Regions from separate parts of the Mus musculus genome. Here region 2 is linked to region 1. Evidence: chromatin loops called from intact Hi-C (ENCODE). Cell type or tissue: gastrocnemius. All regions are shown on one strand.

Region 1 (8,000 bases):
GGCTTCTGCTGGGGTTTAATCAGTAACCAGACTAGTAGACAGCACAGGGCAAGCTCTGACCTGACCCCACGGAGGGCAAAGTTTACAGCCAGGTCAGGGGAGGGGAGTCAGGTCTGGTGGCACCAATCTCCCTTTTAGGTCTCCTGACCCAGGGAACTAAAAGATTTCCACAATAAGTGTGTCACCAGCTGGAAAGCCAGACCAGAAGGGACTGAGAGACAACCCCCCCACGAAACTTGGCTTGCACCCCAGCACGGGGCAAGCTGGGGTCTAGGAAGCCTCTATCCCTCGCAGTTCAGGTATAGACAGCGGACTCAGTGGATGGTTTGGGCAAAGGAGTGGATTGTTTGTTGACAGATTTAAAGCCTGATCAGTCACTGTGGGTTCAGTTCCTGAAGTCCACCCAATTAACTGGCTAGCCCCCCAAACAATTCTCAACTAAGCTTCTTACAGACCACATACGTCTCACCCCTGTGGGAGACACACTCCGACACGGGCGACTCAAGGCTGGGCCAGGGGCTACCAGTGGTTTTCTGGGAATGAACTGCACTCAAATTCACCTTTGTTTCATTTGAGCAAACATTTCTCAATACAGTGGTTGGGCCGCACTATAAAATGCAGACAGGTTACATAATGCCCAGGCCTAAGGGAACCCCAAGGAGGCTCCTCCACTTCCTAGGGAACGGACACAAAGCAAATATCTCGGACACAAAGCAAATATCTTGACATGGGACAAGATCCCTAGTAGCAAACCCCAACCCCACCTCTGGCCTGGAGACCAATGCTACAGGCCCTGGTGGCCACACCTCCATCCACACAGGCCCTAGGGGGGTGGGGGAGTCACACACCTCCACTAGAGGCCTCCACTGGAGCCCCCACCCTCGTTGACGCCCCCACAAAGCACGAGCTACATGGATGGAATTCCCTCATGCCAGGTGAAGAATTAGAAGGGCGGGATTATACCAGCCTGGGCCATGTTTCCAGTTCCTTTTTCCCCATTTTCTGACACACAACACCGCTCCACCAAGACCAGACTTGTGCCTCAGACAACCCGGGGCCAAACACAGGACTCAGGTGTTCCTCGGAGGTAGCCCCCCCCACACACACACACACACACACCTCAGCTGGCATGAGTGGGTCGGGGGACCTGGCTGCTGGGGACTCTCTGGTCTGATTCCTTACTGCTCTCTTCCAACAGACAGACCTCTTGAGCAGCCAGGGAAAGTAGGGGGCCTCTAGCCTGAGGTAGTCAAAGATCAGCTAGCCACACAGTGACTGTGCCCCGGGAGGACCAGGGAATGTCCTGTCCTTCCTATAGCGGGTCACCGTTCCTCTCAACTACTGGCCTTCGCTGACAACTCCTTGGCATTTTGAGGGATGGCAGGGAGAAGAACAGAGCCTAAAAAGACACCCCCACCCCCAACTCAGCCAGGTACTAAAGCTAAAGCCAAACTTGGGGTCTCCAGAGCCGAGGGAAGGTTACCAGGCACCTCTGGGACCTGAAACCCTCGGTACTAGCCAATCAAATGGAGATCAAGGCCGAAGCCTATGACTCAAGGCAGGTTTAAGAACACACACCAGCCTAGGAGAAGACCGGGCCACCTCCCGGCAACCCTCAATCCTCCTGGGGACAAAGTCTGCAGTTACTGCACCAACATGCCCACAGCCTAGGGGGAAAAAAAAAACCAAAAAATTGGTGGTTTTGAGTATATCAGAGCCAAAATTCAGAATAAATGTCCTCATGTACCACAAAGGGGTAGGGGAAGTGGACTCAGGCAGCAGGGTGTCTAGGCTAACTTTTCCCCACTCCCCATTCCTCGGAGCATGTGTCACAGTTTGTGACACACCACCAAGGGAACATGGATGCCGAGGCAATGTCTACACACGCTACACATTTGTGGCATGCATGTAAGCAACACCCTGTTTCCTGGCTGGGCTTTCTTGGCACAGGTGTGAGCAAGGCGGTGCACTCTGCCCCCTCCCATGATGTTTAGTAAACACCACGGAGCCTGCCACGGGGGTACGGTCCGTTCTAGACAAGAAGGGGGCCCCTACAAAGATAAGTCCCCAAGCGCCAGGCTAAGGCCCAGCCAGAGCCTGTATTTGAAACTGCCCTTGTTGGAAAACACAAAGCATCCTGTATAGGCCCTGCCCACCGCCCCCACTCCCCCTCCTCGACCCCACCACAGCTGTCTGTCCCCAGGAGGAAGAAGGCCACCATTTGCAGATTCGATTTCCGAAAGCAACTAGTAAGATCCTCCTTTCTCCATCTCATCCAGCTGACCTGGCCCTGGCCACACAGCAAAAAAAAAAAAAAAAAAAAAAAAAAAAAAAAAAACTGTAACAAAACAGGACGCAGCCACAAAACATGCTTACACACGCTCCACAGACAACGCAAGGGCAGGCTGGGCAGCCCAGCTGCTTCTACCCAGAGAACTCGACTATCCCAGGGTCTGAGCGGGTCCAGGACCTCGGCCCCCTGCCCCCCACCCTCCAACCTCCTAACGTGCGAAGGAGATTTTTAGAAAGGGCAGGCACCCGGTTTTGCCTTGCCAGGCCCGGCAGGGGAAAAAAAAAAGGGTAAAGGCAGGCTAAAGCAAACGCAGGAGTTGCTTTCTGGAAATTGTTGGCGCTGGGGGGTTACGGCTTTTATGGAGGAGAGGGTTGCGTTTTGTTTTCTCCTGTAGCTCAGATCCAGATGGGCAACGAGTTCAGAAAAGGAACAAACACCACTATCCTCAGGGCCCAGTCTAGGGTCCCAGACATCAGAAACGCAAGCGTTTAGGCAAAAGTCCCCAAGCGCTCAGCCCGGGTGGGCTAAGTGTCCAGGACACGAAAGAGGATTCCCATAGCCTGCCTTGGAGGATCAAGTCTAGAGGTTCCAGCCCAGCCCCGTGCGCAGGCCGGGACTAGGGGGCCGCGCGCTCGGAGACAAGCAGCGGGGCGCCTCGGTCCCGAGGGACCCCAGCTTGGGAAGCCCCACGGCCACGCAGGGCCACTCACCGTGGCGGATGCTAAGCTGTTGTCGGCCAGCGTTAGGTGGTGCGGCTCCCAGCGCCTCAGGAATTTGGAGGTGAGGATCTTGCTGAGAAAGGTCCGAGGGTGCCGGATGACACAGACCTGAATGTCGCCCTCCTGCAGCAGCTTGTACCTCATCCCGTTGCAAAGCAGCAGGGCCCGGCGGCAAGGCACGGCGCCCATCACCTTGGTGCCCTCGGGGCCAGACACGTCGCTCCCAAGCAGCGGCTTGGTCTCCTCGATCTGCCGGGGGTCGCCGCCGCCCGAGCTGCTCGTCACATCCATGGCCGCGCCGGGGCGGGGGCCGCGCGCGCGATCGCGGCTGGCGTGGGGCCGGGCCGGCGGGGCCCCCGCGGAGGGCCCGCACCCCCCCACCGCCGGGAAGGTGGGGGGGCGTGGGCTGGGGGCGCCCCGCGGGGACGAACGGGAGCGCGCGGGGGCAGGCGGGGGCGCGCGGGGCGCTTCCTGGGCTGCTTCCTTCTAGCTGCTGGGGCGCATGCCGGCGCGAACGGGTTGGCGACTGCGGCGAGGGCGGCGGGCGATCGCGGGGCGCAGAGAGGATCGGGTCCTCGGGGGGCGGGGGCGGCGCCGGGGACGGCGGGCGCGGGCGTGTCTCGGCCTCGCGCGGGCGCGCTGTGCGGTGCGTGTGTCCGCGTCCGTCCGCGAGTGTGTGCTGCGGGCGGGGGCCGCGCCGGCTGCCGGGGAGATTGCGGGAGGCTGGCGCGCGCGATTGGTCCCCGCGGGGTCATGTGCCCGCCCTCTGACGTCAATGGCGGCAACAGCGGCTTCGGCCTCCCCGGGGCGGGCGGAGTCCGGGATGGGCCGGGCCCCGGGCGGGGACTTGGTGGAGGCGGGCGCGGCCCGACGGGAGGGGCGGCCCCTGGGGAGGGGGCCGGGGTTGGGCAAGCGTCGACAGTCCCCGCGCCGCGCCCCGGAATGTGGGTAGTGTTCGAGGGGACGTCACGCGGGCCGCGCCCCCGAGGGTGCACAGCTGAGCACTAGCCCTGCGCCCCTAACCACCACGCCATCCTGGGCCGGGCTTGGGAAATAAAGTCAGCCCCATGACCAAGAGGATGCCGACCAGTACTTCCCCTTCCTAGTCCAAGACTGGGCCGAAAGCTGGGGTTCTGCCCGCTGCACCCCTGACACCGCCTTTCCAACACAAGCTGCTTCCCCAGGGATGGCCAGATGGGTCCACAGAACAGTTTCTTGGGGTTGAAACTATCCCGCTCCACAGAGCTATGCATGGTCGCTCACCACTACAAGCTCAGTACTCAGGGGGGGCTGAGGCAGGAGGATTGCTGTGGGCGCAAGGCCAGTTTGAGCTACATAGTAAATTTCAGGCCAGTCGAGACAGAAGGCCCTGTTTTTAAAAACAAAATAAGATAAATAAATAGGACTGGGGGTGTACCTCAGTTGTCAGGAGAGTGTTTATCTACCATGCACAAGACCCTAGATTGGTTCTCGGACACTACATCACTACCTAACCCCACAAGGTGGCATGAGCATATAATCCTAGCTCTAAGGAAGTTGGAAGCAAGCACTTGAATTCAAGGTCATCTTTGGCTGTGCGTTCGAAGCCAACTTGTAGTATATGTCTGAGAAGAGAAGAGAAGAGAAGAGAAGAGAAGAGAAGAGAAGAGAAGAGAAGGGAAGGGAAGGGAAGGGAAGGGAAGGGAAGGGAAGGGAAGGGAAGGGAAGGGAAGGGAAGGGAAGGGAAGGGAAGGGAAGGGAAGGGAAGGGAAGGGAAGGGAAGGGAAGGGAAGGGAAGGGAAGAGAAAATTTTAAGGAAATGCCCCCTCCCTCTTCTGAAATAGCCCCCACAGAAGGCCTCTTCTCTGGTCTTTGATGCTTCCTGGCCTTTGCTTTGGGAGGCAGTACTGGGAGAGGACACCAACCCTCAGCGTCCTGAGGAGAGCCCCTCCAAGGGTCTCAGGAAACAAATCTCCCCCAGAGTGATCTAGCAGCCTTGGGTTCCACCCACACCACAGGCCATTCCAGAGTCTCAGACTAAACCTGGCCAACCCTGGTCTTCAGTTCCCACACTAGGACAGGCATCAAATGGGCCAATGTGACAACTTGGAGACAATAAAAAAAGTCCCCTTCCGTCATTGGTGGGGAGGAGCCCTTCCACACGTCTTCCTCATCTCCAGTCCCCGGCAAGTCAAATCTCTAACACCTACAACTGGTCTCAAGAGATGGTGAAATTGCTTCGAACACAAGTTCACATCCCCAGAATTCACAGACACTGACTTGGTCCCAGGTGACTATAATCCCAGTGCTTCTACTACAAAATGGGAACAGAGAAAAGAAAAATCCACCATAAGACCACGGGCCAGCTAGCGTGGCATACACAGTGGCAGTACAGGAGACCCTGTGTCAAACAAGGTGGAAAACAAAAACACCCAAGATTGACCTCTGACCTCTACACAAGTGCTGTGACATGTGCATGTCTGCATTCACTCATGAACGTGCACACAAATACACCATGCACACACACACAAGCTCTCTCTGCCTCCTATGAGTACTGAATGCCCCAGTAGTAGTGAATGCAAGCGTTGACCTGGGTTTCACTATATAGTGAATAGCACAGAAAGTTCTTAGCGTCCCTGAGATGGGACTATTTACTTATGCCAGCTCTTGAAGGCACACTAAGAACAGCCGTCAGGGGCTAGGAAGAGGAGGAGACAGGTTTCAGCTTGCCTCCCTCACTAAGTAAAACACTTAGCCAGTTGTGGTAGCACAAGTTTGTAAGCCCAGCACTTAGGAAGGCTGAGGCTGGAGGAACATGAGTTAGCAGCCAGCCTAAGCTACATGTTTCTTGTTTTGTTGTTTTGTTTCGTTTTTCGAGACAAGGTTTCTCTGTGTGCTGCATGTCTTGGGGAGTGCGGGGAGAGCTCCCATTCTGTCCGTGCTGGAGATGGGCAAAAGCTGTCTCTGTGGCCCAGGGGAGACACTATTAGGCTAGAAACTGGAGATTCATTACCTGCCCATCATTCACTGACAGTTTATTCAAGTGCCAAACTTCAACAGGCTTGTAGAAAACATTGACCAATAAGAGAAAGAAAGCCCTATCCCCAAGCCCCCTGATATGAAGATGAGTGTAGAGGGGTGGTGGTGATCGAGAACCATTCTCCAGCCTTTTTAGGCGTGGGGTCAGGCCCACACAAACCTTTGTTGAGTCCTTGCTATCTGTGAGCCTAAGCCGGGAAATGGGTTATTAGTAGCTGTTATTGTCAGTCACAGTGGCCCCTAACCTCTTGAGATCCGCAAGGATGCTCTCAGCGTGCATTCCTGCAGATAAGGACACAGAGCGATCGAATGGCCTATCCGGGCCCCCAGCTAGTCAGGATGGGCTCAGAGCCCAGAAGCCGTGCACAAATCAGACAGTGGCCACATTGTACTTGGGGTTAGATGAAAGAGGGGCACCTAACCCAGGTAGATCGAGTAAGCATGACACTGGGCATGTGTCCCAGCTCCAAGAGGGCTTTAGAAATCAGATGAAGAGACTCAGAGGTGCTCAGTAGTTAAGAGTGCTTTCTGACCAGCGGGTGATGCCGCACACCAACCATCAGGAGGCAGAAGCAGGCAGATCGCTGTGAGTTCGAAGCTAGCCTGGTCTACAGAGCAAGTTCCAGGACAGCCAAGACTACACAGAGAAAACTTGCCTTGAAAAACAAAACAACAAAACAAAGAAAGAAAGAATACTTTCTGTTCTTGCAGAAGGCCTGAGTTTAAGTCCCTGAACCCAGAAAAGGCAACTCAAAACCACGTGTCAGTCACTAGGGCCTTGGGTGATCCAGTGCCCTCTACTGGACTTGAAGAGTATCTGCACTCACATGCACTGCATAAACACAGACGCACACCCACACCATTGAAAATAATACATTTTCTTAAAAAGGAAGGTGTGTGTGGGGTGTGTGTGTGTGGAGGGACCAGGTAAGGGGACAGAAGCTGCGGGGAAGGTAAATTGCTCACAAAAAGGTGACAGGTTAGAAGGCTGTTTGGCTCATCCAGAAAACTATAGACCTTTGTCAGGATGCAGAGGCAATGGGTAGAGGCCTGTGCGGTATGTGGCCAGTGCCCTGAAATGCAAGCCCAGAAACGGGAGTAGTAGAGAGTGATCTCATGGAGTAGGTGCAGAGTGAATTGCACGTGGCATTTTCACAAGGCCATTGGCTATAGCATGGTGTGACCGAGGGTAGCAGCCACATAACCTGGCCCAGAGGAAGCCAGCAATGCGTCTGTCAAGGGCACTCTGGTGGGAAGGCAAGATGGTCTGAGTCCAAATCACTGGGTGGATGAGTCTGTGTCAACAGAGCTGCTCTTTGTGTCTGGGACAGCTGTAGCCGTCCTCTCCTGATCCAGGGTCCAGGCTCCAGCAGAAAGGTGACTAAGCCGAATTTAGCTCAGACATGCTCAGTGCAGTCAGTGGGTTGATACCTTAAACATTAAACAGAAGTGTCATGACAGCAGCAACCAGTGCTCAGCAGCAGGTCCCGTAATTAGACATTCTGTTGGTTTCGGTTTGCTCTCCCTGCCAGCCCAGAAAGCCATCATCTTTAGAGAGAGGAAGTTAAGACTCACAGTGAGTCAGCTGATGAACTCAAGAGAGCCAGCCAAGATTCAAACCTAAAACTGAGCACGGGAGCTATAGCTCAGATGGGAGGGTTTCCCTGGCTTACACGAGGCCCTGGGTCCCGTCCCCAGCACCACACAAACTACGTGTGGTGGTAGATGTCTGTACTCCCCGCACAGGAGAAGTGGAGGCTGGAGGATCAGAAGTTCAAGGCCAGATTGAGCCACATGAGAAAGATGGCTCAGCATATTCTTACAGAGAACCTGGGTTTCGGTTCCCATCACTCACTTGAAAGCTCACAACCGTCTGTAGTTCATAACTGGAGGAGTCCCCCTTCTGGCCTCCAAGGACTCCAGACACATATGTAGTGCACAGATATATATGCAGGCAAAACACCCACATA
Region 2 (8,000 bases), 51 kb before region 1:
GAAAGAAGGGCCGGGGGCTGGTGAGATGGCTCAGTGGGTAAGAGCACCCGACTGCTCTTCCGAAGGTCCGGAGTTCAAATCCCAGCAACCACATGGTGGCTCTCAACCATCCGTAACGAGATCTGGAGTGTCTGAAGACAGCTACAGTGTACTTACATATAATAAATAAATCTTTAAAAAAAAAAAAAAAAGAAAGAAAGAAGGGCCGGAGAGGGAGGACCCCAGAGCATGGCTCTGTCAACACCGACCAGCTCCCAGGCACAGGTAAGACAGACGTGGTTTTTTTTCAAGTGAAAGGTCCTAAACTCTAGAGTGTCAGAGGCAGGGCAATACAGAAAGGACAAAGGACCCTCTTTGTGGAGAGCCCAAGTCAAAGAGCCCATGTCATGCCCACAGCCAAGGGTACCCTACCTGAATGGTACAAACCACCATCACCATCACTCCTTGAGGAGGGGAAGGGGAGTGGCAGGAGGAAGAAGAACTCCAGGAGACTGCCCTGTGCAAAACCTTCTCTTTGCCCATCTGACCAGCTATGGAGAAGAGCTAGCGAAAGCCCACTACAGGGCGGGTGACATGTGCTGAGGATGACATTGGGAGATTAGTGTGAGCATCACTACCCATAAGCCCTCCGTGGGGACTGGTACCACTCCTTCTCCTTGAAGAATGCCCTTCCTAAAAAGCAATACCTTGTCATAAAAGTCTCCATTTCGGAAGCAGAGTAAAAAGGGGGCCAGAAATAATGCACTTGGGAATTCTTTGCTGGCATCGGAGACTGCCGCCAGGCACAAAGAGGTACCCACACGCCACTCTTTAAGTGAGGTAGCTTTGTCTCAACCCGCTCACCTCAGCTTATCCTAGCTCAGGGTGCCAGGTTTGACTAAGCACATTCTAGAAAAGGCCCTGGGATGGGAGATCCCCACCCTGGCACCTGCTCAGGTCCCTGTAGCAAAATCTGATCACTCTGCAGCATTCCAAGGACCAGGCCAGAGCAGTCAACTGGTACCAGAGGTCACAGGGGCTTGGAAACACGCCTCTATGACCAGGCTGTCCCATTTCTGAGACAGGGATGGCCGTGCATTTGTCTCAGAGATGGACAGAGGACAGCCACTTGAAAGAGCCAAGGACTGGAAACACATCCATCTGCAGGAAGATGTTTAGATAAATTCCTAAGAAGGAAGAGTCCCTAGCCACAGAGAAGCCGGCAACAACCCGTTGTTATTGTTTAGACTGAAAACGGCCTGCGACGTGTGTATACAATTCTGTCATCTGTTTAAACAAGCATGGAAAAGAAATAGAATTTGTATGTGTTCGCTTCTGTCTACTAAGACTAGACTATCTTGGGACAGGAGGGCCAAGAATGTGTGCTTCTGTCCTCTATGAGGAGGGGACAGGTGGCTCAGCCACAGGATAAGAAAAAGGCCTGTCCTGTGTATTTCAGTTACTAAAGGGCATACTGTGTAGACATGAGGACCTGGGTCCAGATGCCCAGCGCCCACATAACAAGCCATAACATACGTCAGCACATGCTTGTGTTCCAAAAGCAGAAGGAGTGGGCTCCAGATTCAGGGAGAGACCCTGCCTCAAAAAAGTAAGGTGGAGAGAAAGATGAAGATATCCAATCTTGACCTCCAGCCTATACACAATCATATATAAACATGCATGCTCACACACATGGACACACACATGCACACAATCAATCAGTCATCAATGGAAGAGACTAGCCCCACCGTCTGGACCAATATCTCCCAGCAGTCCCCCACTACCGAGCATCCCCAACCCCCCCCCCCCAAAAAAAAACCCTCAACACAGAGCAAAGTACTACACAGCCACCCAACCAAGAATTCCATTCAGGCTTCATGTTTAATCTCATAAGCCTTGTAAATTTCACATTCCACTCCAAATCTGTGCCTGCCTTAATAGCAAAATAATATTTTAAACGGCTCCCTGGTTTAAATGGTTTAACCTCTGCCCCCTCGGCCAAATCTTCTAAAGTGAATGAAGCCAGAAAAGGCTTCACGGTCTCTATTGCGCGCCAGTTAAACTCAGTCACCTTTCCACCTCATAGGAAACAAACCCCCCTCTGCCAGGTCTCTGGGCTGTGTTTTAAATTACATATTAGTTAAAGCACTCAACCTTTCTCCTCTGGGTGCGCAGGTCAAATGAAGAAGACAGGGCAGACACAACCTGGCTTTCTCCATCTCCTGTCTCCCCACAGGCAGCAACACCCCAGTTTGGAAGGAGTTTGGGGTCCTCTTTGAAGTCTGCAGGGGAAGAGTATACAGGACCCCCAGAAATCTGGGGTGGGACAAACGTCCTTTCTTCGGGGAACATTCAGGAACAAGACCAATCCACTTCAGTTTCAGAGGCTAAACTTTATTGTGCTCTTTCCATAGGGAAGACCTTTGCCCATATCTCACCGCCCCTCTTAAGCCATCCCTGGCGCTGGCTTCCAGTTTCCAATGACCCTTCCAGGGTACAAGGCCAATTCTGTTTTGCTGCTTTTTTTTTTAAGTCCAATAAACTGCAGTTAACGCTCACTATAGAATGAACCGGCTGACTGTAAGTAACTGAGCCAAGTTTCACTTCTCAAGAAACCAAGGTCAAGCTCTCCCCGAGCTTTCTCTGAAGGAGGGGGATGTGGGGGGGATGTTTCTCAAACCCTTTTTTTTCCTGATGGCTGTCTCAGAGTCCAATTCATTAAGTGCTGTGGACTGGTCCCACTTGCAAGCCCAGAAAGTCACAAACCTAGATCTAATCCCAGATAGGCCACTCGTAACTGCGCAGCCTAGAAGAGGTCCCTTAACCTCCCTGGGCCTCGTTCTGAGCCTCATACGAATTAATGCTATTTTGAGTTTCTTCCATAAATGGGGCTAAGACCAGCCCTACCTGCTCAAGTTGCCAGAGGATGAAAAGGAGACAATGGGGTGACCGACACTTACTAAGCGCTCCATCAACAACAGGTTTACCCCTGACTCAAACCAGACATGTTTCAGCAAAGGGAGACCAGAAAGAAGCGTAGGGCGGAAAGCCTCAGTTTTCTAACACTATTCCCGAAGCCTTCCCTCCCAGGGCCTCATGGGAAGGAAATCCAGAAAACCGTTCACTCCACCAGTGTGGGGAGCAGAAGGCCAGTCCCACAGCCCCAGCCAAGGAAGCCTTGTGGCCTCCTGGGCTCTGCCTGCCACCTTCAGAAACCAGAAGGGAAATGAATGGCAAATGGAACCAGCAGCTGTCCAGGTATAGAAAACCTATCCTGGCCCAGAGCAGAAGCCCAGGGACCTGGCCAAAAAAAAAAAAAAAAAAAAAAAAAAATCACAACAATCCAGCTGCCCCTCCTAATAGGCCCCCATTCTTCCCAGTCCCCGCCTCCCTACGAGGGTCTCTGAATTAAAAGTGCAGCCACATGACAGGCCTTGGCCAAAGAAGGTGAGGAGCCTTAAGCCTCATTGGCAGGCAGAGTGCAGTGGCCCAGGATGTGCACAGACAGGCGTGTGTAGTAATAATTTTGGCATTCTTGATTTCCTTACGTATTAACACACACACAATTTTATGACATTTGGAATTCTAGGGACTTTTCAGAGAGTACATAAATGCTAGGGGTCCCAAGGGGTTGTTGGTGGCTGGTGGTTGCTGTTGGGTCACGGTTTGTTAAGTAGTCGTGCACAAAGAAGAAGCAACAACAAGAAGAAATTAGATGTCCTGATAGCAGAGATCAAACTTGCCCCGAGGAAGCCCCCAATCAGCAGGAAGTCGCGTGATGACAACCTCGTCCCCTTTCCAATCCAACTTTATTCAGGGATCTCTCTGCTTTCCCCCTTTATCCTTTTTTTCTCTCTTATCTAGGGCTAGGGAGCTTGGAGGGGTGGAAGAAAGAAGACCCCACAAAGTAGCAAAGACCTGCTACAGGCATGCTCAAAGGAGGCCTAACAATGTGGCCCTGGGAGAGCAAAGGAACAAAGCCCTCTGTGGTGTACCCTAGACTGGGTGGCGCGGTGTCAAGGAACTGACAGGTGGGGCTGTGTGTTGCATAGCAGGACCCAGCTTAACTTGCTGGAACCAGGGTGTTCAAGAGACCTGGTCAGAGACATCGCTTCTCACAAGTCTTGACGGGGGAAACCCAGATTGTTCTGCTATTTCTAACTATCGCAGAAAACATCACTGTGATGTCACGTTGCTAGAAGGTTCTATAGCCCTGTCCTCCTGCTTCCTGGACTTGCTTCTTCACAGACTAACAAACAACAAGCGTTGGAAGTCCACTGGGGATGCAGATCAGGAGCTGCCAGGTCAGGAGGGCAACTGAGGCAGGTTCAGGGCACCCAGCACCTCTCTTCAGACACTGAGGAAATAACCAGGCTCAACTACCAGTTTGTAAAACAAGGGGTTTCCAGAGAGGACTTAAATATAGAGTGTATGCCACATGATGCCAGGGTCTGAAGACATGCGCAGTTAGTGCCAGGGGCTTACTCTCACTCTGTAACAGAGACATCTATGTCACAGGCAAGCCTAGTGTCTGGCTTGGGCATTTGGGCTATGATGACAGGCTTCAGGCAACCTCAGAGAACAAAAAAGAAGACAGAGAGTCAAGAGTTCATTTCCACACACCCACTTGTTGATACAATGGCCAGAGTCACATCTAAAGAGGAGCGATGTATGACAGGTCACTGAGACCAGAAGGCTAACCCAGATTGTCTAGTACCACGGGAGAAGAAAAAAAAAATCTCAACACAGTTTATCACCATTGTAGGAAATACCAAGTGTGTCTCTTCTATCAAAGATTACAAAATTTGTATTTAGAGCCAGGTGTAGTAGTGGTTGAATCCCAGCACTTGGGAGGCAGAGACAAGTGAATCTCTGTGAGTTTGAGAATAGTCAGGTCTACACAGAGAGCTCCAGAATAGCCTGAGCTACTGCATCACATAGTGAATCGATCTCTCTCTCTCTCTCTCTCTCTCTCTCTCTCTCTGTGTGTGTGTGTGTGTGTGTGTGTGTGTGTGTGTGTGTGCTGGGGGATAGGACCATGTGTTTAGGAAAAGGAATTTTTTTAAATCTCCCTCACTTTGTAAGACTTTTTTTTAAGATTTATTTATTTTATATATGTGAGTACACTGTCAATGTCGTCAGACACACCAGAAGAAGGCATCGGATCTCATTACAGATGGTTGTGAGCCACCCATGTGGTTGCTGGGAATTGAACTCAGAACCTCTGGAAGAACAGCCAGTGCTCTTAACCACTGAGCCATCTCTCCAGCCCGAAGACTTCTTTGCAAGTACTTTAATCCTCCCCAGCAAGTGAAACCTTTGTTTACACAAAGGCCCCCTGCTCTGTTTTAGGAACTCCTTGATGGCCTGAAGCACAGACACTTTCCTCCTTGGGACAGGGACCTTTTCCCCCTTCCGGGTGCACCAGTTCCTTCAGATTAGCCAATTGAATAAGACTGTGAGATCAGACAGGATCAGACAGTAGCCAATGGGGAAAGACACAGCCACCACCGGAGCTAGAAGAAAAACCCGGGGCACTTCCTGCCTCAGTGCATTGGCTCGTCCCTCAAGCACACCAACCTCTTGAGCAAGAGTAAAGTTTGTCTTGTTGGAATGGTGGTCTCTTTCTTTGTGACCTCAAACTTGTTCCTAACAGCATTACAAAGTCATAGTCACTGCCACTTGCAAGATGCCTGAGGCTGGGCCCTTCTCATTAAATTAGAGATGCTTCACCACGAGATGGGTACTTTGCAAAAACAAAAACAAAAAAACAAAAACCAGAAAGGTCTGGTCTGGCTAAGTGAGACACTCACAGGCATCTGGTAACCAGAGATAGGTTCTTTTCAGAACAGGTTGCCCACTACCCTGCTTTTCCTGAGGCACAAAGATTTTGCAGGGTGTGAGATGCCAAGTTTACAAAGGGGACAGACACTCTTTAGCAAAGGGGATCTCTCAGCCACCTACTGCAACCACTGTACTTAGCAGATCTGTAGAGAGGAACAAAGTGGGGTGGGGGGCTCGAGGCAGTCTCCCTTCCTTACCACTGTCAGGGAAAACTGGAATACGGCACAAGCTTGCAAGGCCAGAGACACAATGCAGCAGACGTATAATGGAGACAAATGGATGAACAGGGTCCTGGGAACAGAAATGGCTGCACACCATGGAGGCAGCCCTGCCTTAAGGCCTGTTCAAAACTCAACACTGTAAAAAAAAAGTCTCTCTCTCTCTCTCTCCAATTCAAACAAGAACTCATCAATGGCCATGCGGTAGTGATTTGCCAAGCAAAGCAAGGGAAACCATACTTCGAATTTCTTAGCTGGGTGGGTCTCGGGGGCAACGTCTTGCCAGAGCTGCTGCTGGCTCTGACTGCTGTCTCCCCACAAATGCCTGGTATGGGTGAGATGCTCACGGACCTCCCAAGACTGAATGAATGAAGACATCTCTGTTCTGAGAGTAACCGGAGCACCCTAGGTGAGGTTCTGAGACTACATCACCCTCCTCTGAGGTCATTCTAGACAGGACCTATGGGTACCGAAGATGGGACCCGCTGAAGATGGAACCGGGTGTGACTTGGTTGACCCTTTTACCAAGATGGAGGCGATCGGACACTGGGACTGCCTCTGTCCAAGCAGGAAGCCAGCCAGGGGTCATCTATTTCCCTGATGGGCCTCTCGAGGGAAGCAACTGGGTGAGCACAGACCAGACTATGGCCAGCTTCTTAGGTCTGAACTCTAGCCTGGCCACCTGCAAGCAAGACAGGTAATGACTTACAGGCCTGGGCCTTCGCTTCCCTGTCTGCACGGTGAAGCGAGGCCACAGCTGACTTACAGGCTTGCAGCTCAGAACAAGACCTATCGGGAAGATGTCCCTTGGGTATTTGTTCAGTCAGGACAGGCCCTGCGGTCATCTTACTTCACAGGTAAGGAAATGTTAACCTTAATGACAGAATCCGATTCCCCCACCCCGCCCCCGCCAGGATCTCACACCCAGCACAGCTGCCCCACGATCCGCCCCCCCAACACACACAAACACACACACACACACACACACTGTTCAGAATGACAGTCAGCAGCCAGCTCAGCCTTCTCTGTCCCCTTCAGGAATGTGGGACACATGTCAAGCAGGAGGGGTAAAGAGGCCAGAGCACCATGTGGCCCAGGGCACTGCCAGTGCTCCCCCTGGGGCTAAGAGCGGGCTGGCTCAAAAGAGAACTAGAGTCCCCTGAGGCTTCCGTACTGCAAACAAAAATCAGAGGAACAGGCCCTAAAATAGGAAGGGCACGGACCGCCCTGAGTCACCACGCGAGCGGTGTTCTTTGTTTTGTTTCCTGCCAAGTTACCTGATCTATCTCAGAAAGTCCTCTGTGAGATGACACTGACAGGCAACCCCTCCCCTTCCCTGACCCCCGCCCCGACTTCAGCAGCACAGAAAACTAGGGGTGCCTGCCTAGAGTCTTGGGTTCTTGGTAGGTCCAGGCGTGGGGCTCCAGGAAGCCTCAGGAAGTGGTCAGCCTTTGCTTATTTTTCAAAGGATAGCCACCAGATTTGCTCAGGAAAAAAAATAAACAAATAAAGCCCTTTAACTTCTTAAACATTTTTGGCAGAGGGCACCTACACTGCCAATGTCCCATCTCCTTGGGGTCTTTTGCCAGTTCAGTTCATGGTGCCTTGGAAGGAAGCAGGTGCTTGGGCCTTGGCTCATGGAAGGCAGGGGGAGGGAGGAAGGCAAAAGAGAGGGATCTCGAACGGCTCAAACTCTCGCCCTTGTGAACTCACAGTGATGCGTTTATAAAAAGATAAAGAGAAATAGAATATGTTCTATGGGGGTGTAGTCAGGTGTACGCAGGCCCATGCCAAGGCATCCCTTCCCCCTGAGGGACCAGCCACAGGACGGTATAGTATAGAATAGTTTATTCAGGGCATGGGGAGGGGGAGTTAGGGTAGTAGAGGCAGAGAAAGGCAGAGAGAAAGAGAGAGAGAGAGAGAGAGAGAGAGAGGAAGAAGGAGGAGGAGGAGGAGGAA

What was found. A loop is a pair of places that touch in the nucleus more often than their neighbours do. Peaks named below come from ENCODE experiments on the same cell type or tissue, not always from the same donor. Only the 100,000 strongest peaks of a DNase experiment are listed, where the experiment ranks them.
Region 2: it touches region 1 in a loop (2.3-fold over the local background); 6 of 42 quality-filtered maps call a loop at or near these places.

Annotation. Positions count from the first base shown.
Region 1 is chr8:117,252,405-117,260,404 of GRCm38, reverse strand. It overlaps Cmip (c-Maf inducing protein), which reads right to left and starts at 3,386. Exons shown (of 21, transcript NM_001163262.1): 1 at 3,004-3,386. The coding sequence starts at 3,303. In gastrocnemius, no CTCF peak of the experiment used is centred here; DNase peaks (open chromatin) are centred at 2,404, 2,971, 3,269, 3,748 and 4 more places; H3K4me3 peaks cover 4,392 bases; H3K27ac peaks cover 3,995 bases.
Region 2 is chr8:117,303,019-117,311,018 of GRCm38, reverse strand. The region is part of intron 1 of Cmip (c-Maf inducing protein); the gene reads right to left. Gm51554 (a long non-coding RNA gene) reads left to right here. Exons shown (of 2, transcript XR_003947469.1): 2 at 1-2,812. Among named protein-coding and RNA genes, the nearest start is that of Gm51554, 8.1 kb to the left of the region's middle. In gastrocnemius, a CTCF peak has its summit at 7,161; no DNase peak of the experiment used is centred here; H3K27ac peaks cover 556 bases.